Regions from separate parts of the Mus musculus genome. Here region 2 is linked to region 1. Evidence: chromatin contacts called from ENCODE Hi-C or POLR2A ChIA-PET data. All regions are on one chromosome and are shown on one strand. Each heading gives the region's core, a stretch centred on a gene start or an enhancer-like site at or near the end of the contact. The rest is flanking DNA. Distances are from core to core; before and after follow the strand shown. Region 1 overlaps Rfx8 (regulatory factor X 8). Region 2 has its middle 29 kb from the start of Rfx8.

Region 1 (2,700 bases), core at 118-2,617:
CTTGAAGCCTGAAAGAAGACTAAACTTTTGAACAGTGTTGAAACTATGAAGGTTTTGGAATGAATGCACTTCGAGTTATGGGGCAGCCATGAGCCCATGGGGCCAAGGGTAGAATTTTATGGTTTCAAAGTGGTCAGCTATCCAGTTGAAGAGGGTGGGCTTGTGATGGTGAACGTGGATCGATCGCCAACTTGCCTGGCTTTAGGAACACCTGGGCCTTAATGAGACGAGCTTTGGATGCCTATGTATGCACCCAGAACCCCCGAGTAGGAGGGAAGACCGAGCCTGAACGTGGCTCCACCATCTCCTGGGATGGAGTCTTGAACTGAATCAGGAGTGGGGAAGGCAGAAAGCCATGTGAGCATTAGGCTTTCTCCATTCTCTGCTTCCTGGCCAGCACCTAAGACAAGCTTCCTGCTGCGGCACCTCCCCCTCCACGAGGGAGCGTATCACTCCAAACTCTGGGCCAGCACACCTGCCTCTAGGCTTTTTTCCAGTGAAACAGGAGGAAATACGATTTCTCTACAATCCTACATTGTGCCAACACAGAATTCCTGGATCTTTTCTGTGCAGAAATGAATACAAGAACACATATAAGATGATATTCAGGTCCATTTATCCACCCACCGACCTTCCCTCTCTTCGTCCAGTCTGCCCATTTATCTATTCATCTTCCGGTCCACCCATCCACCCACCCACTCACCATTCATCCGTTTAACTATCCATCTGTTTCTCACTCAGTCACACTATGCATGTCAAGTGTCTATCACAGGACAGGCATTTTGTTAGCTCTTTGCCAGCATTTTGTAGGGGGGCATAGTTGTGATCAAGATATAACAAGAGCCTTTATCATCATCATTGTAATTATCACTATCACCAGCAGCAGCAGCATCACTAATAGTCTGGTTTTGCTTTTTGCTTTTTCGAGGCAGGGTGTTTCTGTGTAGTCCTGGCTGTCCTGGAACTTGCTCTGTAGACCAGGTTGGCCTCGAACTCAAAGAAATCCACCTGCCTCTTTTTCCCCCGAGTGCTGGGATTAAAGGCGTGTGCCACCACCATCCAACTAAAAGTTATTTTGAGAGACAGAGGGAGAGAGAGAGAGAGAACAGAGGACTCCTGAGGTCTGGCCATAAGTCTCAGTCAAAAGTGCTGGTACACACAGGACCTGGAAGACTGGACACAGGGAACATTGCAGACATTGGCTGTGCTTGAACATGCAGAGCTGGGCTAGCAAGTTAAGGCTGTGGTAGATCTGAGTTCCACTTTCCCTGCACTGGAGTCTACTGCCACCCAGGCTCAGCACAGTGAGAGTAAGGTCAGAGGGGGTCTGAGGGGGTCAGAGGGGAGGAGTCCAGGGTGCCAGACAAGAGGGCTGTGTGTCTCTGGGCTCACTGGCCCCTGCGTCATTTCCCCAGTGCGGTTCTGATTCAGACAATGAGGACATTTATTAGGCCCTAAGCCAAAGCACAGTTGTTGCTAAATTATGGCCACAGGGAAGCCACACACAATATCAGAGCTGGCCTTGAAGAGAAGGAGGGTCCACGTCCTGCCGGGCTGTCCCAAGCCTCTGGCAGTTTCTAATCACCAGAGCAGAATAGAGAGCAAGCCTACGGACCAGCGGTGGCCCTGTGGTTAGTCTGTGCCTTGAAGAACTGCAGTCCTCATCGGCCACCCCCTGAGCTGCTGTATCCTAACCTAGGTTGTTAGAATTTCATAAACAATGGGGCAGGGGCAAGGCCAGCCAGACCGGGGGAGGCAGGAGACCAGGGAGGACAGAGGTGACATCCCACTGCAGCAGCTAGTGGCTGCACTTCCTCCAGTAAGAAAGACCCTTGGGTTCTGGTGACCCTGGACAGGAAAGGCATGGGGTCAAATGACTCTAAGTACTATTTAAGTCCCAGAGTTTCACCGGGCATGGTGGCACACGCCTTTAATCCCAGCACTCGGGAGGCAGAGGCAGGCGGATTTTTGAGTTCAAGGCCAGCCTGGTCTACAAAGTGAGTTCCAGGACAGCCAGGACTATACAGAGAAACCCTGTCTTGAAAAACCAAAAAAAAAAAAAAAAAAAGTCCCAGAGTTTTTAAATATTTGGTAACATGTACACTCAGGCTTCCTTCAGACTCACCTATACTTAGATCCTGAGTCTCCCATGGAGAAAACCCAGGGAACTCTTGTTTCTTTGGGGTCCAGCAAGTGCCTGCTTGCTTTATGTAGCATGAGAATCACATTAGTTTAACCTGTTTTCATAATCACTTGGCACTAAGGAGACCAAGATATACTTCCAGGGCACACTGTGATCTTAAATAAGTAGGTAGGTAGATAGGTAGGCAGACAGACAGACAAATAGACAGACAGACATCCCAACAAGTCTTCCAAGCATGGTGTTAGCTCTAGCTCTGGTTTGCTTCCACATTCTCGGGCTTTGACATCACTGTCATTAATCCAGACTCCCATTACATCACGCTGGCACCCCCAATCTCCCTTGCACATCACTCAGCATCAGGGAAAACAATTTAAAGCAATTACAAAGATAAGGAGATAGTAATGTAATAAAATCCTACTCTCAGATCATGCTGTCTAGGCCGAGCACTGGGGCAGAGCACTATCCTCCAGTCCCCAGGGTCCACCTCTAGGGCTCTCTTACCACATCTGAAAGAATTATTTTGGTTCTGATCAGAAGTGACCCTTCACAGGTAGTTT
Region 2 (2,700 bases), core at 94-2,593, 51 kb after region 1:
GGAATGTGCTTGCTATAGCCCAGTGAAGCTCCATTGTGACAACGTTCACTCTACCAGGGCTATTAATTGTAGATCGCTTCTTGGTTAGGGGTGGGAGCCAGTGTCCTCTTCCCCTCTCAGCGCTGGGACCCTGTTCAGTTAGAACCTCTGCAGAGCCTGCAGTCTCTGTGAGTTTATGTGTACATCCATCCCATTATGTCTGAAGGACAGTTTCCTTGGAGTTATCCATCTCTTCTGGTTCTCACAGTCCTCGCACTTCCTCAGCTGAAGAGATCCCTGAGCCCCGAGGGGAGGGTTTGATGGAGACATTCCATCTAGGACTGTATGTTCCATGTCTCTCAGTCTCTGCACACTGTTGGGTTATGGGTCTATTAATTACCATCCGCTGCAGGAGCTCCTCTGAGGATGGCTGAGCCCTGGGCTCACCGATAATGAATGACCTCCTGTTGCACCTGCTTTCCTGACAGTAACATTGTTGCATTCTTTGTGGCTGAAGAAACACTGTTGCACATAACATCACAACTAGTACTTGTGAGAAAACGCCAAGAAAACCAGACAGGAGTCTTGTCACCTCATTTTCTTCAAAACACGGAATTGTTCCTTGAATGTGTTTCACACCCCTCCCAGGTGTATTGGAGAGAAGTGATCTACTTCAGATTATTTATTACAGCTGGTTAGTGTTATCTCTTTACATCTAAGGGAAAACCTGGTCTTGCCTCGTGCAGTTTGTCCTTGAGAATGGACTGCTTAACCCTCAGAGTATAAGTTGCTTGAATAAAGGTGGCAATTGCATGAGACTTGAGTCTGCCTCATTTTTTGGTCCTGTTCTTTCAGGGCCATGCTGCCAACTAGAGAAGCAAACATAAATGTACCTCTGATCTCCCTTGATATTTATAGCTCTTAATAGCTCTCTTAGGTCAACAAAATGAGATAAAGACCAAGGTTGTTCTTGTCCATTTAGACCCATAAAGAAGGGAGGGGACTGACACTTGGCTGTTTAATGCCAACAGTCTCCATTCATCCATTAGGTGGATGATATCTGCTATTTTGCTTGTGGGAAAGAGGGGAGAGCAGAGCTCACTTCCGGAATCTGGATGTTTACTGCCTCACAGAGGGAGAAAACACTGTCTGGTTAACTCAGCTGGCACCTTCTGCAAAGGTGACACCTTTGCAGAGGGGAGTCAAAACTAACATCTTTCAACTTATTGGGACTCCAAAAGATGGCTTTTGATTTTGTGGCCTTTGTTTCACTGGGAGAGTAAATGGCAGTTGTGAAGGCAAAGGGGAAAGGTTTGGGAGTCCTCCCTTGTGGCGCCTCCTCTGCTTGGCCTACTGAGAGGGAGGCTGTATACAGCTTGGAGCCAGCCTCTGCTGGCTCTCCCTAGAGGGACAGCTGCAGAAAAGCAATCAAAGACTGACAAAGCTGCAATGTCCCCCCTCCCCCAACTGCAGACTGAGAGACACCATTTCCTGTCCATTGTGGCTGGGCCCCGGATGCTGCTTGATTAAACCTTGGGTTTCTGACATGTGCAAGAAGGGAAAGGGTCGTGGAAAACATAAAGGAGCTGGAATGTTCTCTTGCTTAGGGCTACTGATCTTTCCTAAACCAATCCTCTGTGCTTCTCAAATGTTTGCTATATTACAATGCAGGATCTTTCTGTATCATTTTCCCTTAAGTACTGACTGTTATCCCACTTGTAGGAATGGACTGACTGTCAGACAATCAGCTTCAGAGATCAAAGGGATGGTACCAGGCTGCAAAGAATTCATCTCTGAGTTCTAAGCCAGCAGCCCACTGTTGAGCACAGCAGCCCATTGTTGAACACAGAGATTGGGAATTTGTGTTACTGTCTTAGTGGGCATCTGTTTTCATCTATTCCCTGCTGCTATAACAAAATGGTGGAGATGGGCAATTAATACAGAGTAGACATTTGATTGACTTGCAGTTCTAGAGACAGGGAGGTCTAAGAGCATGGACCAGCAGAGGGTCTCTGGAGGGGCACCCTCAGACATAAGTGTCATCATGGGGTATCATATCTACTTCTTAATTCCCTCCAAACTCACCTCAAGTAACAGTAACATGACTTTGGGGTTTAAATTTTCCAATATAGGAACTTTCGTGGGGGACGTTTAAATGATAATAGCAGCCAAGGGAAACATGAAGCTGCCACTGATGGGGCAAGACAATGTGGAGCTGAGACCTTATTTGTTCATCATTGTGCAAGACATATTCCTTAATTACTGATGAGCCACTGGGCACTGTGTGGGACAGTGATAAGACCTGGGTCTTCAGCTCAGTGAGCTGAAAATGGGACCCTGATTTTGGGGGGGGGGGGGCAGGGAGTTATCATCATAAGAACAGTAGAGAAACCGTGTTTGACTTTCAATTTTATTTATTCACTCTTTTTCGGGTTTTTTCTTTTACTCTTTTTCCCCCCAGTTCTGATGCAATGTCCACAAGAGATCCCAGGTACCATATGACAGACAGCCCTACTGGGCTCACCAGGTAAGCACAATGAGGCTTCTCTGGACAGGAACTGATGAAAGCCCACGAGATGCCATGCGGGCCCCCAGCAGGAAGGTTTAGAGAAGGCAGCGTTTTGCTAGGATTAACCTGCTTAGGGCTTAGCCTGATGGCAGCAAATAGACCTCACTGCTTTTCAGCTTTTTCTCCCGAAAGAAAATTTGACATTTTTTTCC

Evidence for each region. Hi-C counts contacts between places; a loop is a spot of excess contacts on that map. ChIA-PET counts read pairs that join two places held with the same protein, here RNA polymerase II (POLR2A).
Region 2: a map of Patski shows a loop between it and region 1 (2.5-fold over the local background). The contact joins two enhancer-like sites. A Hi-C loop is called at or near these places in 11 of 37 maps with a recorded cell type or tissue (Patski, T-helper 17 cell, adrenal gland and 3 more). POLR2A ChIA-PET finds 5 or more read pairs at or near these places in 1 of 5 experiments (Patski).

Annotation. Positions count from the first base shown.
Region 1 is chr1:39,697,209-39,699,908 of GRCm38, forward strand. All of the region lies in intron 4 of Rfx8 (regulatory factor X 8), which reads right to left. Among named protein-coding and RNA genes, the nearest start is that of Rfx8, 22 kb to the right of the region's middle. Within about 2 kb of position 1,368, at least 1 of the 3 ENCODE cell types and tissues checked has a DNase peak (open chromatin) inside an H3K27ac peak, as active enhancers do; it is heart, where a contact is called at or near this core.
Region 2 is chr1:39,748,453-39,751,152 of GRCm38, forward strand. No RefSeq gene overlaps it. Among named protein-coding and RNA genes, the nearest start is that of Rfx8, 29 kb to the left of the region's middle. Within about 2 kb of position 1,344, at least 1 of the 3 ENCODE cell types and tissues checked has a DNase peak (open chromatin) inside an H3K27ac peak, as active enhancers do; it is heart, where a contact is called at or near this core.